2 separate regions of the Homo sapiens genome follow, and region 2 is linked to region 1. Evidence: chromatin loops called from intact Hi-C (ENCODE). Cell type or tissue: ovary. All regions are shown on one strand. Links, peaks and the distances in the headings refer to the core of each region. The heading gives the core; the rest is flanking DNA.

Region 1 (5,000 bases), core at 1-5,000:
CCACTGTCACCTCTGCGTCCAGGAGATTCATAATAAAAAAAAATCAAAAACAAAGCCAAAACCAAAACAAAATCCAAAAGGAAAAGACCTGGGGCAATGGAATGAGGAAGAGGGGAGGCGAGGAAGGTAGAAGGGCAGGTCTCTGGATGCATAACTCCCGAGCCCGGGGGCTGGGGAGGAAGATTCCCCAGCGCCCCGCCGCCTGCGTGGCGTTAGCTCGTCACGTAGTGTTTGGTGGACGGCTGCCCATACACCCTGTAGAAATCCTGGTGGCCGGGCTGCTGGGAGGCGTCAAGCCAGTCTCTGACCGCCAGGCTGGGAAGGGACTGGGGGACGGAGGGTGTGGGCGGGAGCGGGTGTGAGTACTCCTGCGAGGGCACTGTCCAGGGAAAGTGGCCGGAGCGGGGGTAGGGCTGGTGGCCGCCATGGTTGGCCACGGAAGAACAGTAACAGTTGTCCACAGAACAGACGAGAATCTTGCGGCCGCCATACTGGGGGAGCATGGGCTGCTGGGCGGCGGAGCCATTGGGATACTGCGATGGGGGGAACACGGGGCTTGAGTGCACTGGTTGGGCGCCGCCCGGCAGGGCCACCAAGTGCTGCGTGGAGCTGCAGGGCCCCAGGGGCTGCCCAGACTGGCCCTCACCGCTGGCTGTGCCCGCCGCCCCGTACTGGCCGCCCACAGGGCCCGACGACGTCTCTAGGAAACTGGCCTCTGGGAAGGCCGTTGAGTGCTTGCGCTTTTCCGCCCCAGAGCTGCTCACGCCGCAAGGGTACAGGGGGACACTCTGCAGGAAGGGCACCGGCGTGCTGAAGGGGCCTGTGGAGAGTTGGGGCAAAAGTCGCCAAAGCTCCCACCCCAAGCAACCCAGGCCTCCTCTCCCTGGGTTGGACCTGGGGACCATTGACACCTAGAGGCCCAAGAATGTTACATCTCAGGTGATGCTTGCTCCTCTACCATTAGGAGGTACAGAATAGTTATATCCCCACTTTAAGCTGAAGAAATGGAGGCTGGGGAGGTCATGTTGCTTACCCACTGTCCCACAGCTACAAGTGGCAAAGCCTGGATATGAGGACAGGTCTCCCAGACTGGGCCACACTGCCTCTTGGAGGGAAGGCTGTGGCGCTGAACCCCTCCCCAAAGGTCCCTGTCTCCCTTCGGCGGAACACCCCACCCTCACCTTCTAGCATTTTCCGCAGCTGCTTCTCCTTCTTGGCCACTTCGTTCAGGAAGAGCTTGGAGTTCAGGTGGCCGATCTTAGTGGGGGAAAGGCTGCTGCTCGTGCAGGTCTGGGTCCTGGGGGCAGTGGACGGGGCATCTGCTGTGAGGAGGCATCACCGGTGAGCCCGCCCTACCTCCCCGCCATGGGCCTGGCCCCCCTGCCCTCCCCAGGATGTGCCCCCGGGAGGGCTAGGGCCCTCAGCTTACCTGTCCATCAGGATTTTCACAGACTTGGTGTTCTGTTGGGGAGAGAAAAGAGTCAAGTCAGTGGAAAAGGCAGTCCAGGGAGAGCCCGGGGAGAGGGGAAGACAAAAGCTGCCCCCCCTGAGCCTCCCCCAGGCTGGGTGGATCCTCTCATTCTGGACAGAAAGTGGCAGGGGTAGGGGTGGCCATTTGCGGAAGAAGAGCTAACATTTACTGAGCTCTTGCCACGTGACCCAGGCATTGTAAGTGCTTTCTGTGCATCCATAACTTCATCCATACCCGAGGAGAAGGGCTCTGCAGGCCCACACTGTTTTAGCTCAAGTCTTTGGGGCCAGATGTGTTTTGGAATTTGGAATTTTTTGGATTTTAGACGGAGAATACAGTGCCTGTATCATATATTACATTATCATCCCCAGCAAGACACAACAATCTAATACAGCAACATTTCTGCAGCAAAATGTTTGAATTTTCATACTAAGCAAGATAAAGACCATAAATTGCCTAACATCAGTTTAGGTCAATTTTTGCTGTTAAATTAGATGCCAAAATTTGTTTAGTTTCCAGAGATGTTTATAAATGTGGAATTGTGGATAAAGAATAGTAGACCTGTATCATCAACACCACTTCGTAGGTGAGGGAACAAGGCCCGGGATGTACCTATGACTTGCCCAAGGTCACAGTGCTAGAAAGAGCAGGCAGGTGGATTTGAACCCATGCATGCTGGCTCCAAAGGTAAGGGCATGTGAGCTACAGGTGCAGGAAACTGCAGATCTCAATTTGGAAATGGCCCTCTGGGTGCCACCAGCCTGGTCCTGAGCCCAGCCCACCTTCATGAAGCTGACATCCTCCGTCTTATCAAAGAGCAGCTGCAGGGAGCCCAGCAGCTTCTTGGCCTCCTGCATGCGCTCCCCGAGGTGCAGCGCCTGCGCTGCGTTCTCGCTGCAGAACTTGGCCTGGGCCTTGTCTAGGACCTCCACTGTCTGCCGCAGGTCCTCGTCCAGCAGCTGGTGCAGCTTCTCGTACTGCAGCCGAACTTCCTCCTTCAGTTGGTTCACTTTCTCCTGCGAGTACAGAGGGCAGGAGTGGGCAGGCAGGTAAGCACTGGAAACCTTTGGTTTCCCCCCCTCTTACCCTTCTCACATCCTAGAACCCTAAGTCACCAGGCTGCCCCAGGCTCCCAAGGGCAAGGTCTGACCTGCCAGTTCCCCACTGGTAGCACAGGGCTCTGGGCCAGCATCCCCTGGCACCAGTGGGCATCCACGGGCAGTTGATTGAATGACTGATGGAGTGGTTCTGGCATAGGGCTACACAATCAATCCTTAGTAAGGAACTCACCCAAAGCCCTGCGCTCAAGCCACCCCCACCCCGCAGCATGGCCTTGGGCTTAGCTACCTCCACCAGGCGCTTGTCTGACTCGAGTTTGTACAGCTGGTCCTCAATGTCCTGCTCTCGCTCCTCCAGCCGGTCCTGCTGCTTCATGAGCATCTTCTGCAGGGACATTTGGGTGGGAGTATCAGAGGGACTGTGGCTCCAACCCTGACCCATGCTTCCCTCTACACAACACATGCATCCTATGGATCCTTTGACCCGATGGCACCAAGCCTCTGCTACCCAGCCCCTTTGGCCCCCTCCAATCCCAGGGGCCTATTCCCAGCTCTCCCCAGAATAGCTTCCCATGCATATTTATTTATCTTATTATTTTTTTAGATGGATTCTCACTCTGTTGCCCAGGCTGGAGTGCAGTGGTGCGATCTCGGCTCACTGTAACCTCCGCCTCCCCGGTTCAAGTGATTCTCCTGTCTTAGCCTCCCGAGTAGCTGGGATTACAGGCGTGCGCCACAACGCCCAGCTAATTTTTTTGTAGTTTTAGTAGAGACGGGGTTTCACCATGTTGGCCAGGCTGGTCTCAAACTACTGACCTCAAATGATCTGCCCGCCTCGGCCTCCCAAAGTGCGGGGATTATGGGCGTGAGCCACCATGCCCAGCCCCCATGCATATTTAAACCCTGAGCTTTCTGAGGGCAGGGCTACACCAACCTCTGTTCTAAACACTTTTCCTGTACAGATTTATCTAATCATCCCAGTAATGTCATGAGATAAGTACTATCATTATTCTCATTTCACAGAAGAGGAAACTGAGGCCTAGAGAGGTTAAGTAATTTGTCCACAGTCACACAGCTTGTAAATAGCAGAGCTTGGGCACAAACACAGGTGATCTGGCAGCAGGGTCCGTTCTTACCCAGGCTGTGCTGCCTCTCCCTGGGGAGCATCCTCTAAGAGATGAGTACCCTAAGATGCAGGGGGTCAAATTCCCTTCCATAGCCACGTGAACCTCTGTCCCAGTCCAAAGATCTCACTTTACCCTCGCCTTACATTAGGGGGCATCAGGCCAGTCACCCCCTCCCTTGTTCTTAAGACTGAGAGCTAGGACTCTGGAGTCCTGGCTAGCTCCCTCAGCCCCCTCAGTGGGACCCAGGCAGAAAGGAGATTTGAGGTCTCCTAAGACCTGAGGCCAGGCTGCTGGAAGGTGCTGGACCAAAGTGCTCTTCTCAGCTCATAATCTCCTGTCCCCACAACCCCTTTCCTGCCAGTCACTCCATCTCTCCTGCCCTCCTCTCACCAGATATGCCTCTTTAGACAGGCTCTCTCCCCTGCTCAAAAACTCTCCGTGACTCCGTCCTATCAACTACTTTAGCATGGCAATGAAGGCTCTTTTACACCCTGACTCTTCCAGCCAGCTGGGCTGGTATCCTGTCCCCAGCCCTCCACACATGGAAACTCCCTGTAGCTCTAGGTACATTCTTCTGCAGCCCACAGTGCCTCCTCCCTCCCCTGTCTATTCTTCAAGGCCCAACTGAAGTCCCCACTCCTCTAGGAAACTTTCCATGACCCCTGCTCTGAGCCTGTGCAGGTCCCTCCCTGTCCTGGCTACGGGGTGGGGCTGTCCCATTCTGCCCTCCCTCTCAGGTTGTGCTGTCCAATATGGTAGCCACTAGTCATATGTGGCTATTTAAATCCAAGTTAACAAAAAATAAAAAATAAGGTCAGGTGCTGTGGCTCATGCCTGTAATCCCAGCACTTTGGGAGGCCGAGGCAGGCGGATCACCTGAGGTCGGGAGTTCGAGACCAGCCTAACATGGAGAAACCCCATCTCTCCTAAAAATACAAAATTAGCTGGGCAAGGTGGTGCATGCCTGTAATCGCAACTACTCAGGAGGCTGAGGCAGGAGAATCACTTGAACCCGGGAGACGAAGGCTGTAGCGAGCCAAGATCGCGCCATTGCACTCCAGCCTGGGCAACAAGAGCGAAAGTCTGTCTCAAAAAAAAAAAAAAAAGTTAAGTATCGGTTCCTCATGCACCAACCTCATTTCAAGTGCCCAGTACCTACGTATCACTAGTCTCAGATACTAAAGTTATAAAATGTTACCATCATGCAGAAGTTCTATTAGACAGCACTATTCTGGAGTCTTCTAATTGCCTCACAAACCATGGTCTCATCTCCCTACAAGACACAGGGCCTCTTAAGAATGGGGATTTGCTGCTGTCTTTCTCCACCTTCCTTCAGAGGCAGGC
Region 2 (16,586 bases), core at 4,679-9,678, 50 kb before region 1:
AGTGGCTGTTATGTGTCATGCTTTACATACATGACCTCATTTCATCCTCATAGCATCATCTCTTGAGATGTAAGTATTGTTCCTGTTTTCTTCTTTTTTTTTTCTTTTTTTGAGACGGAGTCTTGCTCTGTCACCCAGACTGGAGTGCAGTGGCGCGATCTCCGTTCACTGCAAGCTCCGCCTCCCGGGTTCACGCCATTCTCCTGCCTTAGCCTCCGCAGCAGATGGGACTATGGGCGCCCGCCACCACGCCCGGCTAATTTTGTGTGTGTGTGTTTTTAGTAGAGACGGGGTTTCACCATGTTAGCCAGGATGGTCTGTATCTCCTGACCTCGTGATCCGCCCGCCTCGGCCTCCCAAAGTGCCGGGATTACAGGCGTGAGCCACCGCGCCCGGCCTGTTCCTATTTTCTAGCTGAAACTGTGTGCAGTGTTATGTATATACATATATATATATAAAAACACACACACACATACATATATATACATATATATATACAGATACATATACATACATATATATATATATATACACACACACACACACACACACAGAAGCTGAATACAAGTCTGTGAAATTCTAAAGCCCATAACATTCATTTCATTAGGACTCTGGTGAAGTGGGAACCCACTCTTCCTGAGGAGATGCTCAGACTTTGTTCCTTAGGAAACATTGTTTGTATTTATTTAGGAGAGGGTGATGAGAAAGAAGACACAGTTTGGATTAAGTTCTCAATTTTGAGCTTTAAGCTGATAGGAGTTCAGTTGAAAGACGTAAAAACAAATGGAAGTCAGTTATATTTAAGCTAGTTATGGGGACCGTATGTACTTGACTGTTGGCTTCGTAATTTCAGAATTCAAATTTTAGCTGGTCCTCACAACCACATATATTTTCCATATACCAACGCATTCCTTCTCCCTCCACCACTCTGGTTTCTTTGAATGACCTAGTTTGTATTGTTTTAGGTCAGGGCACCATGCCTCTGCCAGTAGTTTAAGCTGATTTCGAGGCAGATAAAACGTCTGTAGTCCATAGCACATCTATTCATGATTTGACTGTAGAAAAGTTTGTTTAAATGTTTTGTGGTTGAGTCAGACCACTTCTGCCCACCAGGGTGTAGATAACTTGTATACACACATGCTGGTAACACACAATATACTTTTAACTGAAGTTCATGTTTCTTAAATTGTTTTATTTAATGTCACAGGAATATAAATCCTACATAGAGATCATGCCCGTTTTGCTCACTGTTGTACTTGGGGCACATTAAGGGTGTTTAATGATAATTGCGTGAATGGATATTTTGGCCAAAAAATGCACTTTAAAAATTAATGTCATTGTATTTATACTGCAAAACTCAGCCCTATGATAAATTTAACTTCTAATCGCTGTCTCCCTTCATTTGACAGTTAAAATAAAATATGGGCATATATGTATAGATGCACAGAATAGACTTATTCTGGTCTCTTTCATCCAGCCTCTTAAATCAGCTTACTTTGTACCTTTCAGGCAGAACCCTGATCTCTATAAATATCCTCTTCCCTATTTAGCAAACCCTGATAATCCTGTGATCCCATCCTCAGTAGTTGGATTAATATGATGCTGTATTATATTTGCACTTGTCTTCCCTAGACCATGCTTGAAATGCCATTTATCATTTTGCTGGAAGAAAACATTAGCTGAACTTTGCATTTCTCTGTAATTTCACTCAAAGGTGAAGTATCTGAAGTTATTATTTCCTAATAAGGAAAATTACTCATTAGAAATGTAGAAGCACTGTATTCTACACCATTAGGTTAATAAAGTTTATCTATAGTTAGAATTTTTTTTTTTTTTGAAACAGTCTAGCTCTGTGGCCCAGGCTGGAGTACACTGGTGTGATCTCGGCTCACTGCAACCTCCACCTCGCAGGTTCAAGCGATTCTCCTGCCTCAGCCTCCCAAGTAGCTGGGAATATAGGTGCCCACCACCATGCCTGGCCAATTTTTTGTATTTTTAGTAGAGGCAGGGTTTCACCATGTTGGCCAGGTTGGTCTCAAACTCCTGGCCTCAAATGATCCGCCAGCCTCAGCCTCCCGAAGTGCTGGGATTACAGGCATGAGCCACTGCACTCAGCCTTATAGTTAGAATGATTTCTTTTTCTTTCTTATCTGTGCTTTGCTCCTCTCCTTTTAAGGTGAATAAACATTATGTTTGTCTCTTTTTTTTTTTTTTTTTTTTTGAGACAGAGTCTTGCTCTGTCACCTAGCCCATAATGCAGTGGCCCGACCATAGTTCACTGCAGCCTCAAACTCTTGGGCTCAAGCCATCCTTCTGTCTCAGCCTCCTGAGTAGCTGGAACCGCAGGTGCACACCACCACACCTGGATAATTTTTTTTTTTTTTTTTTGGTAGGGATATGTGTCTCGTGTTTGTTGCCCAGGCTGATCTTGAATTCCTGGCCTTGAGCTATCCTCCTGCCTCAGCCTCCCAAAGCACTGGTATTACAGGTGTGAACCACTGTGCCTGGCCTTGTTTTTCTCTTAATTCTTTAATATCAAATGTAATGAGTGTGGAGCAAGTCTCTGCCTGAAAAAAAAAACAGTATTTTTAGTAACTTCTTTAAAAGAGACACATGAGGAAAAACCCAAAACATTAATTTTAAACTTTGAAAATATTTTATAGGCCGGGTGCAGTGGCTCACTCTTGTAATCCCAGCACTTTGGGAGGCCGTCACGGGCAGATTGCCTAAGGCCAGGAGTTTGAGACTAGCTTGGGCAACATAGTGAAACCCTGTCTCTACTAAAAATACACAAAATTAGCTGGGTGCGGTTGTACACATCTATAGTCCCAGCTACTCCGGAGGCTGAGGTGGAAGGATCACCTGAGCCTGGGAGGCTGAAGCTGTAGTGAACCATGATTTCACCACTGTACTCCAGCCTGGCATTAGGAGTGAGACCTTGTCTCAAAAAAAAAAAAAATATATATATATATATATATATAATATATGGTTTTATTTTTTGTTTTTGTTTTGAGATGGAGTTTCACTTTTGTTGTCCAGGCTGGAGTGCAGAGGCATGATCTTGGCTCACTGCAACCTCTACCTCCTGGGTTTAAGCAATTCTCCTGCCTCAGCTTCCCAAGTAGCTGGGATTACAGGCATGTGCCACCATACCCGGCTAATTTTGTATTTTTAGTAGATACGGGATTTCGCCATGTTGGCCAGGCTGGTCTCGAACTCCTGACCTCAAGTGATCCACCCACCTCGGCCTCCCAAAGTGCTGGAATTACAGGTGTGAGCCACCACACCCGGCCAAAAAAAATTTTTTTTAAAATAGGAAACAGATCTTCCTTCATAATTTCTGCACTAAGCAGAAAATGCATGAGAAGAACTTTGCCTGTGTCATTTAATGTACTAATTTGATAAATTCCAGATGTTTTATAATTTATTTTAAGAGGTAATGAGACCTCTTCTTTTCACTTACAATCAGGAACTCAGGATGAGTAGTAAAATGGGTTTTCCTCTTAGCCTTTTTATGTCACCAGTCCCCTAAGGATCTCAGAATTTTAATTTTTACTTTTCTGAAAGGTGATATTATAAATGAGTGATTGCAATATAGCTAATAGAAACCAGGGAGACTTCTTGTAAATATAGTTTTAAGAAGGAATGCTGTCAAAGTATTCAAGACCAGATGAGATAAAAACAGCAAAAAAAAAAATCTTGCCTTTGGGTGGATCGCTTGAGCTTAGGAGTTCAAGACCAGCCTGGGCAACATGGCAAAACCCCATCTCTACAAAAAATACAAAACTTAGTGGGGCGTGGTGGTGTGAGCCGGTAGTCCCAGCTACTGGAGAGGCTGAGGTGGGAGGATCGCTTGAGCCCAGGGAGTCGAAGCTGCAGTTAGCCGTGTTCACGCCACTACATTCCAGCCTAGGCCACAGAGGAAGACCCTGTCCCCCCAAAAAAAAGAAAAAGGAAAAAAAAGTCTGGCCTTTTAAAAAGCCAGACTTCTGTTTGTTTCCAATCTATTCAATCTCTGTCCCCCAAATCTTTTGGCATAGAATTTGTCTAGCTTAGACTAAACCTTCCATCTTACTGCTGGAAAAAATTGAGGCATAGAAAGGTTAATGTGGTCCTTAGCAAGTCAGTACAGATACAGTACTAGAAGTGGTAAACAAAGAGTCTCTGAGGCAGAAAGGAATTCTTAATAATTATGCATATTTGCGTATGATTGTCCAAAGATGCAGTTGTTGAGAATTATTTCTCAGAAGTATCCTTTGATCTTAGTGAACAAACTGGTTTGAATTATTGCCTGGTACAATGTGAATAACAAATACAACCATTTTGCATAATTCTAAGACTCAGTTTGAAGGAATTTCTTCTTGGGCTGGGAGATTAAATTATATGCCCTTTAAACTCTGGGATTCTTTGACTCTTGTTCTAGCCATGTGTCGTTAGAACAAGATTATCAGCTATAGCACAGAACAAATAACTTTCCTATAAAGATGTTCTTATGTTCTTAACTAAAAATCAACATGGTTTATTTATTTTTTCTTTGTTTTCTTTTTCTTTTTTCTTTTTTTTTCTTTTTGAGACAGAGTCTCACTCTGTCACCCAGGCTGGAGTGCAGTGGTACAAATACAGCTTACTGCAATCTCGACCTCCCAGGCTCTAGCAATTCTCTCACCTCAGCTTCCTGAGTAGCTGGGACCACAGGCCTGCGCCACCATGCCTGGCTTATTTGTTTTTTATTTTTTGTAGGGACAGGGTCTCACTATGTTGCCAGGGCTGGTCTTGAACTCCTGGGCTCAAGCAGCCCTCCTGCCTTGGCCTCCCAAAGTGCTGGGATTATAGGCGTGAGCCACCATGCCCAGCAACATGCTTTATATTTCTATCCATAAAAAATAATAAATAATGGCCAGGAGAGGTGGCTCATGGCCTGTAATCCCAGCACTTTGGGAGGCCAAGGTGGGCTGATCGCTGGAGGCCAGGAGTTCAAGACCAGCCTGGCTAACATGGCGAAACCCCATCTCTACTAAAAATATAAAAATTAGCTAGGCATGGTGGCACATGCCTGTAATACCAGCTACTCTGGAGGCTGAGGCACAAGAATTGCTTGAACCCAGGAGACAGAGGTTGTAGTTGAGCCGAGATTGCACCACTGCACTCCAGCCTGGGTGACAGAGGGAAATATTAGATTAACAGTAAAAAATTCCTTGGTTAATTTTGGTGGGTTTTTGTTTTGTTTTGTTTTGTTTTGCTTCATGGATGCCTTTTATGATTTCTTAACTTCTCTGTTGTACCAAATTTTTCATCTAAAAAACACAGATTATCTATACCATGCACCTATCCTGTAGGGTCTTGTGAAAGATGATAGTAGAACATTTTGAATGAAGAAGTCTTGAAGATGTGCTGAAATAGATAAAATCTTTTTTTTTGAGACGGAGTCTTGCTCTGTCACCCAGGCTGGAGTGCAGTGTGCAATATCGGCTCACTGCAACCTCCGCCTCCCAGGTTCAAGCGATTCTCCTGCCTCAGCATTTCGAGTAGGTGGGACTACAAAGCGCCTGCCACCACGCCCGACTAATTTTTTATATTTTTTGTAGAGACAGGGTTTCACCGTGTTAGCCAGGATGGTCTCGATCTCCTGACCTCGTGATCCGCCCACCTTGGCCTCCCAAAGTGCTGGGATTACAGATGTGAGCCACCGTGCCCGGCGATAAAATCTTTTTTAAAAATTTTTTCCTTTTAATTTTTGTGGGTCCATGGTGTTATATATTTATAGGGTACATGAGATGTTTTGATACAGGCATGCAATGTGAAATGATGAAATAGATAAAATCATTAACAGGAAGCCCAACTATAATTTTATATAGCCTTTTTATATATTTTTGTATAACACCTTAAAATCGTGTGTTAACTTGGGTGTGTCATCCTATTTAATTCCACAAGTGTTATCTAGTGTCTGTTTGATAAGTGCCAGGCATTATGGGACAAGTATAGCCCTTACCACGAGAAACTTTAGTAAAGGAGAAAAATACAAACATCAGTTACCTAGTTTGATATGATGAATGTTCTGCTCTAAGTGTATGTAAAGGGCTTTAGGAACACAGATGGGGTAGAGTTCACACTCCCAGGAGATTTGGGGTGACTGCTAAGCTAGATTGATTGGAGGAGCAGAAATAAGCCCTGCTACTTATTAAGTTGCTGAATTTACTGTAGCACTTCTACCGAAACTTGGAAAGAGGAAGCAAATGGAATAAGTGGCATTAGAATGAAAAATAATAACATAAGCTCTCCATAACCAATAACTTTTTTCAAGGAGAAGTTATTCTCATATCCAGTTAATATCACAGTCAGTGCCCCCAGAGTAATCTGTCTCCTTTGTGGTTGTTGAAGGGCTTGCTCTCAATTTTGCGCAAGTTGAAAAGTGCACCAGACCAGGAGGTGAGAATACTTCTCCTGGGCTTGGATAATGCTGGCAAGACCACTCTTCTGAAGCAGCTTGCATCTGAAGACATCAGCCACATCACACCTACACAGGTGAGCACTGCCTTGGCTCCAGATGCCGTGTGACACAGGAAGACGATAATAGCAATGTGAAAGACAAAATGGGAAATACAGTTTTGTCCACTTCCAAGTTTTGTCTCTGAGAAAAGTCTATACAATCTAAAGATAACCAGATTTCAAAAATATGTAAGAGATTCCATTCTCATGAGGTATTTAGAGTAGTCAGATTCATAGAGACAGAATGCAGAATGGTGGTTACTGGAGCTGGGGAGGGGGAATGGGGAGTTATTGTTTAACGGGTACAGTGAGTCAGTTTTGCAAGATGGAAAGAGTTCTGTGGGTAACGGCCCACAGTGTGAATGTATTTAATGCCATGGAACTGTACACTTTAAAATGGCTGAAATGGTACGTTTTATGTTATAACGTTAAAATGTGTACGCAGACACACTTCACAGTACCCACTTCATCAGGCCACCCCACTGCAGCATCTGCATCCCACTGGGCTTCAGCCTCCACACAGCACCTTTCAGCACATGCACCCCTCTTCCGTCTCTGCCCCACCTTCCCCACCCGCACATGTCCTCAGCAGCTGCATATTGTACGTGTTATGTTACAATTTAAAATATATGTATACATATATACACATGTGTGTGTTTGTGTGTATATAGACAAATCCAGCAGATCTGAGTACCTATATTCTTTTTATTTTTATTTTATTTCTTTAAATTATTTATTTTTTGAGACACAGTCTTGCTTTGTCACACAGGCTGAAGTGTGGTAGTGCAATCTTGGCTCACTGCAACCTCCGCCTCCCAGGTTCAAGCGATTCTTGGACCTCAGCCTCCCTAGTAGCTGGGATTACAGGCGCACACCGCCATGGCCCGCTAATTTTTGTATTTTTTTGTAGAGCCAGGGTTTTGCCATGTTGGCCAGGCTGGTCTCAAACTCCAGACCTCAATGATCCACCCACCCCAGCCTCCCAAAGTGCTGGGATTACAGGTGTGAGCCACCACACCCAGCCTATTCTTTTTTAAAAAATAGCTTTATCTTCTCTGATTATGAAAGTAGTGCATGTAGAAAACACAGAGAAAGTATAAAGGAGAAAACTCTGAGAAAAACCATGGTTAATATTTTACCGTGTACTTTTCAGACTTAATAAATACAAATATGTATCAATTTTTAAAAGAAAAAAAAATTACCTGCCTTTTTTTTTTTTTTTTTTTTTTTGGAGACAGAGTCTCGTTCTGTTTCCCAGGCTGGAATGCAGCAGTGCAATCTCAGCTCACTGCAACCTGCGCCTCCTGGGTTCAAGTGATTCTCCTGCCTCAGCCTCCCAAGTAGCTGGGACTACAGGTGCACGCCACCACGCCTGGCTAATTTGTTGTATTTTAGTAGAGACAGGGTTTCACCGTTGTTGCCCAGGCTGGTCTCGAACTCCTGAGCTCAGGCAGTCCACCTGCCTCGGCCTCCCAAAGTGCTAGGATTACAGGCGTGAACCACCTTGCCCGGCCAATTACCTGCCTTTTTAAATCCAGTCTCATCAACCTTCCTCTTTCCTGAAAAGGGCAAGCAAGCAAAGCATAAAGGATAAGGGAATGATAGTGCTCACAGCGTGGAGGTTTAAAGATGAGTCCTGGGCCGGGCGTGGTGGCTCATGCCCATAATCCCAGCACTTTGGGAGGCCGAGGTGGGCGGATCACAAGGTCAGGAGATCGAGACCATCCTGGCTAACATGGTGAAACCCCGTCTCTACTAAAAATACAAAAAATTGGCTGGGCGTGGCAGTGGGCACCTGTAGTCCCAGCTACTTGGGAGGCTGAGGCAGGAGAATGGCGTGAACCCAGGAGGTGGAGCTTGCAGTGAGCCGAGATCATGCCACTGCACTCCAGCCTGGGCGACAGAGCGAGACTCCATCACAAAAAAAAAAAAAAAAAAAAAAAAAAAAAAAAAAAAGACAAGTCCTGGGCACCATGGCTCATGCCTGTAATCCCAGCACTTTGGGAGGCCGAGGTGGGTGGATCATGAGGTCAGGACATGGAGACCATCCTGGACAACATGGTGAAATCCTGTCTCTACTAAAAATACAAAAATTAGCTGGATGTGGTGGTGTGCACCTGTTATCCCAGCTACTCAGGAGACTGAGGCAGGAGAATGGCTTGAACTTGGGAGGCGGAGATTACAGTGAGCTGAGATTGTGCCATTGCACTCCAGCCTGGCGACAGAGTGAGACTCCGTCTCAAAAAAAAAAAAAAAAAAAAAAGACAAGACCTGATTGGAAAAACTGTAGTGGGTTTCTTAGAACTCATTCCCTGTAGGAAATCCTAAGAATGCCTGACCTTTGGCTAAGCCAACAGGGAGAGCTTGTTGGTCTTAGTCACTTTAAAGTGTTTGAGCATTAAAGGTTAGAGGTTTTAGCAAAACCAGAGTTATTTTCCATCACTGTACCGTGATAAGACCCTGGTGTCAGGTTTGAATGGCTGTGCTGGTGTGCATGCATACTTCACGGCCCATGAGTCTTACTGATTCACAACTCTTTATGGAAAAGTCATTTCAACTGCTACCAAATGAACAATTTTTACAGCTTCTGAACAAATTTAATGTATAGCCCAAGCAAATTACAGTAATCTAGCCTAGAAGGGCTGAAAACACATATTAGTGTGTCAAGATTTCTGCCAGAAAAAGAAGCACTAGTTTTTGTGTGCATGCGCTTGTGGGGTTTTTTTGTTTTTGTTTTTGTTTTTTTAGTATTAGCAATAAACTGTGTCTCTCAAGAACACTAACGTGAAGACTTCCACACTGCAAACACAGAAATAAACTCAAAGTTAGGAACCCAAAGTTCTCATTCTAACCTTCAGGCTTTGTTTGATGTGTTATAGGTAACTCTGATATTATATTGTGTCAAGGTTTCATATTCTTTAAAAACAAACTTTTATTATGTTTTTTGTTTTATATTAGAAAAAGTAATAAATGCTCATTGTAGTAAATTTAGGAAGTATAAATAAATACAATTGAGAAACTAAAAGTCACCTATAATGCCCAGTCAGACATACCACTGTTCACATTTAGGAATGTATCAAGTTTTTTTCTATGCATATATATGATGGGTATATTTAAAATAAAAAATAAAAATGGCTCATAGAGGATATACTAGCTTGTATCATCTATATCTAGATATAGATTTTTTTTAGAGACGGGGTTTCACTCTGTCGGCCAGGCTGGAGTACAGTGGCACCATCCATAGCTCACTGCAGCCTCAAATTCCTGGGTTCAAGCAATCTTCCCACCTCAGGCTCCTGAGTAGTTAGGACTGCAGGCATGTGCCACCACACCCAGCTAATTTTTTTTTTTTTTTTTTTTTGGTAGAGATGGGGTCTCACTACATTGCCCAGGCTGGCCTTGAACTCCTGGGCTCAAGCAGTCCTCCCGCCTCAGTCTCCCAAAATTGGGATTATGGGTGTGAGCCACTGAACCTGTCTCCTCTTGTTCACTTAATAATAGATCATGAACATCTTTCTATGTTATTATATATGTAAATACTTATGTAATATACATCTCTAAATGTTTTTGCCCATTCATCATTATTATTTCCTCAGAATAAATTCCTAGATTTGTTGGGTCTCATGACTTATAGCTGTTTAAGCCCATTGATACATATGGTCAAATTCCAAGATTCACTGTTACTTGTATTCCAAGATTTACTGTTATTTATTTTCTGCTTTATTCCAGAAAGGATTCAGTATTACTGAGTTTGACATTTAATATCATTGTTGAGTGTGGAATTTTTAAATACACTAAAGTAGTTTTGCCAGTGAGTCACAATGAAACTTTTTTCAATAAGCTTAAGCCATTTCCCTTTAGAATTCTCGAACTTCTAATGTATTCAGTCATTGGCGTGTTAGAGAAGTGAGAGTCAGCAGGATCCCCAGTTATCCTCCAGAGACTGTGTATCCGCAGTGGAAATTGGGTGGCAATATTCCTGTCCTATTGCACTGTGCCTTCTCCTTCTGTGCCAGGCAGCAGTGTTGACAGGCTACCACATGAAACAAATGTTTGTGGAGGCATCCCCAAAGCTATCTAACTCCAGTTATTCTGGATGAAATGTCTCTTCTGTGGTAGCAAGCTGTTGACTGGGTTTTTCAAATCCTGGTTTCCCTATGTAATTTTTGCAAGAAGACTTTAAAAAAAATTCTTGTTCATGCAATACATTCTCTGGGAACCCCAAAGGGCTTGTTAATTTGTTTCTTTCCACACTGACCCCCACCTGGCAATTCTGCCTGTCCCTGATTTGCTCACCTTCCTCAAAGTTTCACCTCAAGTAACTGTCTTAAAAATGAAGACTTCCAGCCCGGTGCAGTGGCTCACACCTGTAATCCCAGCACTTTGGGAGGCTGAGGCGGGCGGATCACCTGAGGTCGGGAGTTCAAGACCAGCCTGACCAACATGGAGAAACCCCATCTCTACTAAAAATACAAAATTAGCCAGGCATGGTGGCGCATGCCTGTAATCCCAGCTACTCGGGAGGCTGAGGCAGGATAATCGCTTGAATCCGGGAGGTGGAGGTTGCGGTGAGCCGAGAGCACAACTCTGCAAAAAAAAAAAAAAAAAAAAGACTTCCGGCTGGGCACAGTGGCGCATGCCTGTAATCCCAGTGCTTTGGAAGGCCAAGGTGGGCGGATCATGAGGTCAGGAGTTTGAGACCAGCCTGACCAATATGGTGAAACCCTGTCTCTACTAAAAATACAAAAAATTAGCCGGGTGTGGTGGCAGGCGCCTGTAATTCCAGCTACTCGGGAGGCTGAGGCAGGAGAATCACTCGAACTTGGGAGGCGGAGGTTGCAGTGAGCCAAGACCATGCCACTGCACTCCAGTCTGGGCAACAGAGCGAGACTCTGTCTCAAAAAAAAAATGAAGACTTCCTTTTCAAGTTCAAGTTCATCATAGTTCCCTATGAAAGCACTTTTTTTTTTTTTGAGATGGAATCTCACTCTGTCGCCCAGGCCAGAGTGCAGTGGCATGATCTCAGCTCACTGCAACCTCTGCCTCCAGGGTTCAAGTGATTCTCTTGCCTCGGCATCCTGAGTAGCTGGGACTCCAGGCATGCGCCAACACGCCTGGCTAATTTTTGTATTTTTAGTAGAGACGGTGTTTCACCATATTGACCAGGCTGATCTCGAACTCCTGACCTCCTGATCCATCCGCCTCGGCCTCCCAGAGTGCTGGGATTACAGGCGTGAGCTACGCACCCAGCCTGAAAGCACAATTTTAACTGACCACTTGTTTGTTTCCATCAGTGTCTGCAACTGAGGGCTCCACCTCCCTACTGGGCTGATATATTCGAGTTACAAACCCAGCCTCCCCCATAGCATCCTCAGTTCTGCTCTTTTTCCTGATTAATCCCTGTAGGAAATTTATTTTGAGCTGCTCTTGAAGAATCTAATCCTCTAGATTTGTAGCTTTTGCCTCTTTAAATTTAGCTTGTGTTCTTTCCTGTTGAGTCTTCAGATTCAGCTTTTTTTTTGTTGTTAGTTACATGAAATGTCCTGTTAAATTTTACCATCCTGAAGATTCATGGGCATGTGATGTGTGTTGGTTAATTAGAGCTATTCTCATTTGGAGTTATCCTCAGTAATTATATATGTATATATGTTCATTGTAGAAAAACATTGTGTTAGCCTGACATTATTAACACTGACTCCACAACCTGGATGAAACAAGCATGTATAAATATGTTTCTGTATTCTCTGTCACAACAAATCATTTTCAGCATTACCAGTATCACATATGGCAGAGTACTTTAGAATTAATAAAAAACATAGCTATTAAATGTAACTTTGTCAGAATTATGATCCCAAAGTTTAATAAAACTTGATGTTTTTGTCCCTGTTTCAGGGTTTCAACATCAAAAGTGTACAATCACAAGGTTTTAAACTGAATGTATGGGACATTGGTGGACAGAGGAAAATCAGACCATACTGGAAGAATTATTTTGAAAATACCGATATTCTTGTAAGTACTCCTTCTGACGCACTAATTCATAGTATTTTCTGCCATGTGTTAGAAACATGGACACTGTAACATTCTTTCTTGTCAGTAATTCCACCACCATAACATTAATCACTGTGAATTTAGCAGGGATAGCAGAAGGCTACAGATTATAAAGGAAAAACATCTTTGTATAACTTGTATAAGATGTTTTGCTGTCGCTCAGTAACAATGTTGTACCCACACCCATCTTGGCAAAATAAAGTGTTATTAATTGCCATAGTGATTTGAATAGCAGAAGGGAAGTCAGAAGATCATGCCACTGACTGTCACCCCTAGGAAGACAACGAATCAAGTGTATTGCAAAGAGAGCAAGCAAAATAGTGAAAGTACTGGAAACCATGATGTGTAAGGAGTGGTTGAAAGACCTGAGAATGTTATTCCTGGAAAAGAGAACACTGGGAACTGTCTAGGCTGCTTCAAGAATTATCTTAAGTCAGAGGGATTGAATAGTTCTAGAGGGCTGAGCCAAGAGCAAGATGGGGAATGTTAGGTGGTAGAATGTAATTCAGATTAAGGAAGAAGTTTCCTATAATTACAATCGTCCAGTAGTAGGAGAAGCTGCCTCGTGCATTGGGAATACCCTGACTCAGGGAGCGTTCATTCAAGTGGAGGCCGAGATTTTAGCTCCCAGCTCGCTGTCACTTCCTTTAGGACCATCACAGTTTCAGAATTCTTGGAGATTTCACTGTCCACTTACATGATTTCCACAAAACCTCAGCCTCTCAGTTCCTTCACCAGCCCTCCTTCAATGGTCTTGTCATCTACTCTACCTCAGCCACATACTTGCATAATCATACCCTAAAACTAGGGGGGCTCATGAACTTAGATGGGAGAAAAATTGCATGTCGCTTTTACTAACCTCTAACCAAAAGTTTGCGTTTACATCAATTATGATGAAAGGCAATAAACTGCAATAATAGCAGCCATATCTATGTCTTTATTACGAATAGAAATCATCTAGACCAGGTGTGGTGGCTCATGCCTGTAATCTCAGCAGTTTGGGGTGGCTGAGGTGGGAGGATCGCTTGAGCCCAGGAGGCGGAGGTTGCAGTGAGCCCAGATTGAGATCAGGCCACCACACTCCAGCCTGGAAGACAGAGTGATACTCTGTCTCAAGACAAGAAAAAAAAAAAGAAATCATCTTGCATCTCAAACAGCTTCACCTTCTGCTGTTGTTTCCTAAGTGTCTCTCTCCTCTGGATCATTCCCATCAACATAAACATATCCTGTAGCTTCTCTTGCTTAATGAAGAAAAAATAAGCCCCAGAAAACTCCTCCTGACCATACATCCCCCTCCAATACTGTCCCATTCCTCAGCCTCCCTTTATAGCAAAACTCCTTGAAAGAGTTTGTTATGCTCTCTGTCTTTGCTTTATCTCCTCCTAGTTACTCTTGAGCCTTCTTTTCAGGGTCACTGATAATTCCACATTGCTAAAAGTAGGGTTCAGTTTTCAGTACTCATCTCACTTGACCTATCAGGCCATTTAACATTGGTCATGCTCTCTTTGAAACATTGTCTTTTCTTGGCTTCCAAGACACCATTCTATCTTGGTTTTCCTCCTCACTGGCTACTCCTCCTAAATCTCCATTGCTATTTTTTTTTAATCTCCCAACCTCCAAATGTTAGAGAGCCCCGGAGTCCTTGTGTTTTTCTTCTCTGAGTCACTGCTTAGGTGACCTCGTCTAATTTGAAGGATTTAATGACCACTTAGATGCTTATGAATCTCAAACTATCATCTCTAGCCTGGAATTCTCCCCTGAACTTGAGTTTCATATACAGTCATGTGCCACATAATGACACTTGGGTCAGTGACTGACCTCATAAATGATAGTGGTCCCTTAAGATTATAATAGAGCTGCCGGGCGCAGCGGCTCACGCCTGTAATCCCAGCACTTTGGGAGGCCAAGGCAGGTGGATCACGAGGTCAGGAATTCAAGACTAGCCTGGCCAAGATGGTGAAACTGCATCTCTACTAAAAATATGAAAATTAGCTGGGCATGGTGGTGGATGCCTGTAATCCCAGCTACTCAGGAGGCTGAGGAAGAGAATTGCTTGAACCCAGGAGGTGGAGATTGCGGTGAGCCAAGATTGCGCCACTGCACTCCAGCCTGGGCAACACAGCGAGACTCTCTTTCTCAAAAAAAAAAAAAAATTATAATAAAGCTGAAAAATTTATATTACCTAGTGACATAGCTGTCATAACACATTACCTTTTATATGTTTAGATCCATAAATACTTACCATTGTTTTACAGTTGCCTGCAGTATTCGATACAGTAACTTCGTGTACAGGTTTGTAGCCTGGGGCAATAGGCTATGCCATACAGCCTAGGTGTGCAGTAGACCATCTAGGTGTGTGTAAGTACACTGTATGATGTTGGCACCATGTCAGAATTGCCTAATAATGCATTTCTCAGAACATGCCCCTGTCATTAAGCAACACATGACTATATAAGCCAGCTGCCTATTTGACATCTCCACTTCAGCGGCTGGTAAGTCCCTCAGCCTCAACATGTCTAAAACCAAATTCCTGTTTTCATCCTGTTCTACTCAACCCTACTCTTCCCACAGTCTTCTCAGTAAATGGGAGTCCCATTCCTCCGGAAACAATGCAATCATCCTTGGCTCCCTCTCCTCACTCCCCTCATCTGATCTATCAGCAGATTCTTTGTACCTATTGCCATCAGACGTATTTTTATTTATTAGCTTTCTCTTGCACTGTAAGGTAAGCTCCGTGAGGACAGGAATTTTTGCATTTTAAAAAACTGTTGGCCGGGTGCGGTGGCTCACGCCTGTAATCCCAGCACTTTGGGAGGCTGAGGCGGGTGGATCACAAGGTCAGGAGTTCAAGACCAGCCTGGCCAAGATGGTGAAACCCCATCTCTACTAAAAATACAAAAAATTAGCCAGGCGTGGTGGTGGGCGCCTGTAATCCCAGCTATTTGGGAGGCTGAGGCAGAGAATTGCTTGAATCAGGGAGGTGCAGGTTGCAGTGAGCCAAGATTGCGCCACTGCTCTCCAGCTTTGGCGACAGACCAAGACTCCGTCTCAAAAAAAAAAAAAAAATGTTGGCCAGGCTCTGTGGCTAACGCTTGTAATCCCAGCACTTTGGGAGGCCGAGGTGGGTGGATCACGAGGTCAGGAGATCGAGACCATCCTGGCTAACACGGTGAAACCCCGTCTCTACTAAAAAATACAAAAAAATAGCCGGGCATGGTGGCGGGCGCCTGTAGTCCTAGCTGCTCGGGAGGCTGAGGCAGGAGAATGGCATGAACCTGGGAGGCGGAGCTTGCAGTGAGCCAAGATTGCACCACTGCACTCCAGCCTGGGTGACAGAGTGAGACTCTGTCTGAATAAAAAATAAAATAAGGCCGGGCATGGTGGTCACTCCAGCCTGGGCAACAAGAGTGAGACTCTCTCTAAGATAAGATGAGATAAGATAAGGTGAGGTAAGATAAAATTCTTTTAATTCAGAAAAAAACAAAAAAATAAAAATAATTAAAAATATTTTAAATCAGGCCTGGTGCGATGGCTCATTCCTGTAATCCCAGCACTTTGGGAGGCCGAGGCAAGTGGATCACTTAAGGTCAGGAGTTCGAGACCAGCTTGACCAACATGGAGAAACCCCGTCTCTACTAAAAATACAAAATTAGCTGGGCGTGGCGGCACATGCCCGTAAGCTACTCAGGTGGAAAATCGCTTAAACCCGGAAGGTGGAGGTTGCGGTGAGCCAAGATCATGGCATTGCATTCCAGCCAGGGCAACAAGAGTCTCAAAACAAAAAACAAGTCTCAAAAACAAAAAAAAAATTTTAAATCAACAAGGAAACACTTAGAACTAATAAGTGATCATACCAAGGCTGCAGGATATAAGGTTAATATGTACAAGTCGGTTGCTTTCCTTTATATCAGCAGTGAACAATTGAAATTTGAAATTAATAGCAAAATACCATTTAGCACCCCCAAAATGAAACACTTAGGCATAAATCTAACAAAATACATTCAGGACCTACTTGAAGAAACCTGCAAAACTCATAAAGAAGATCTAGGTAA

Evidence for each region. Peaks named below come from ENCODE experiments on the same cell type or tissue, not always from the same donor. Only the 100,000 strongest peaks of a DNase experiment are listed, where the experiment ranks them.
Region 2: it touches region 1 in a loop (2.1-fold over the local background); 60 of 110 quality-filtered maps call a loop at or near these places.

Annotation. Positions count from the first base shown.
Region 1 is chr10:102,652,567-102,657,566 of GRCh38, reverse strand. It overlaps TRIM8 (tripartite motif containing 8), which reads right to left. Exons shown (of 6, transcript NM_030912.3): 2 at 2,819-2,914; 3 at 2,254-2,487; 4 at 1,430-1,461; 5 at 1,182-1,297; 6 at 1-820. The coding sequence ends at 213. It overlaps LOC105378460 (a long non-coding RNA gene), which reads left to right and starts at 2,436. Exons shown (of 3, transcript XR_007062272.1): 1 at 2,436-2,520. RefSeq lists an enhancer at 4,404-4,453. In ovary, for the core only: no CTCF peak of the experiment used is centred there; no DNase peak of the experiment used is centred there; H3K27ac peaks cover 253 bases.
Region 2 is chr10:102,695,282-102,711,867 of GRCh38, reverse strand. It overlaps ARL3 (ARF like GTPase 3), which reads left to right. Exons shown (of 6, transcript NM_004311.4): 2 at 6,379-6,522; 3 at 12,379-12,495. Among named protein-coding and RNA genes, the nearest start is that of ARL3, 11 kb to the left of the region's middle. In ovary, for the core only: no CTCF peak of the experiment used is centred there; no DNase peak of the experiment used is centred there.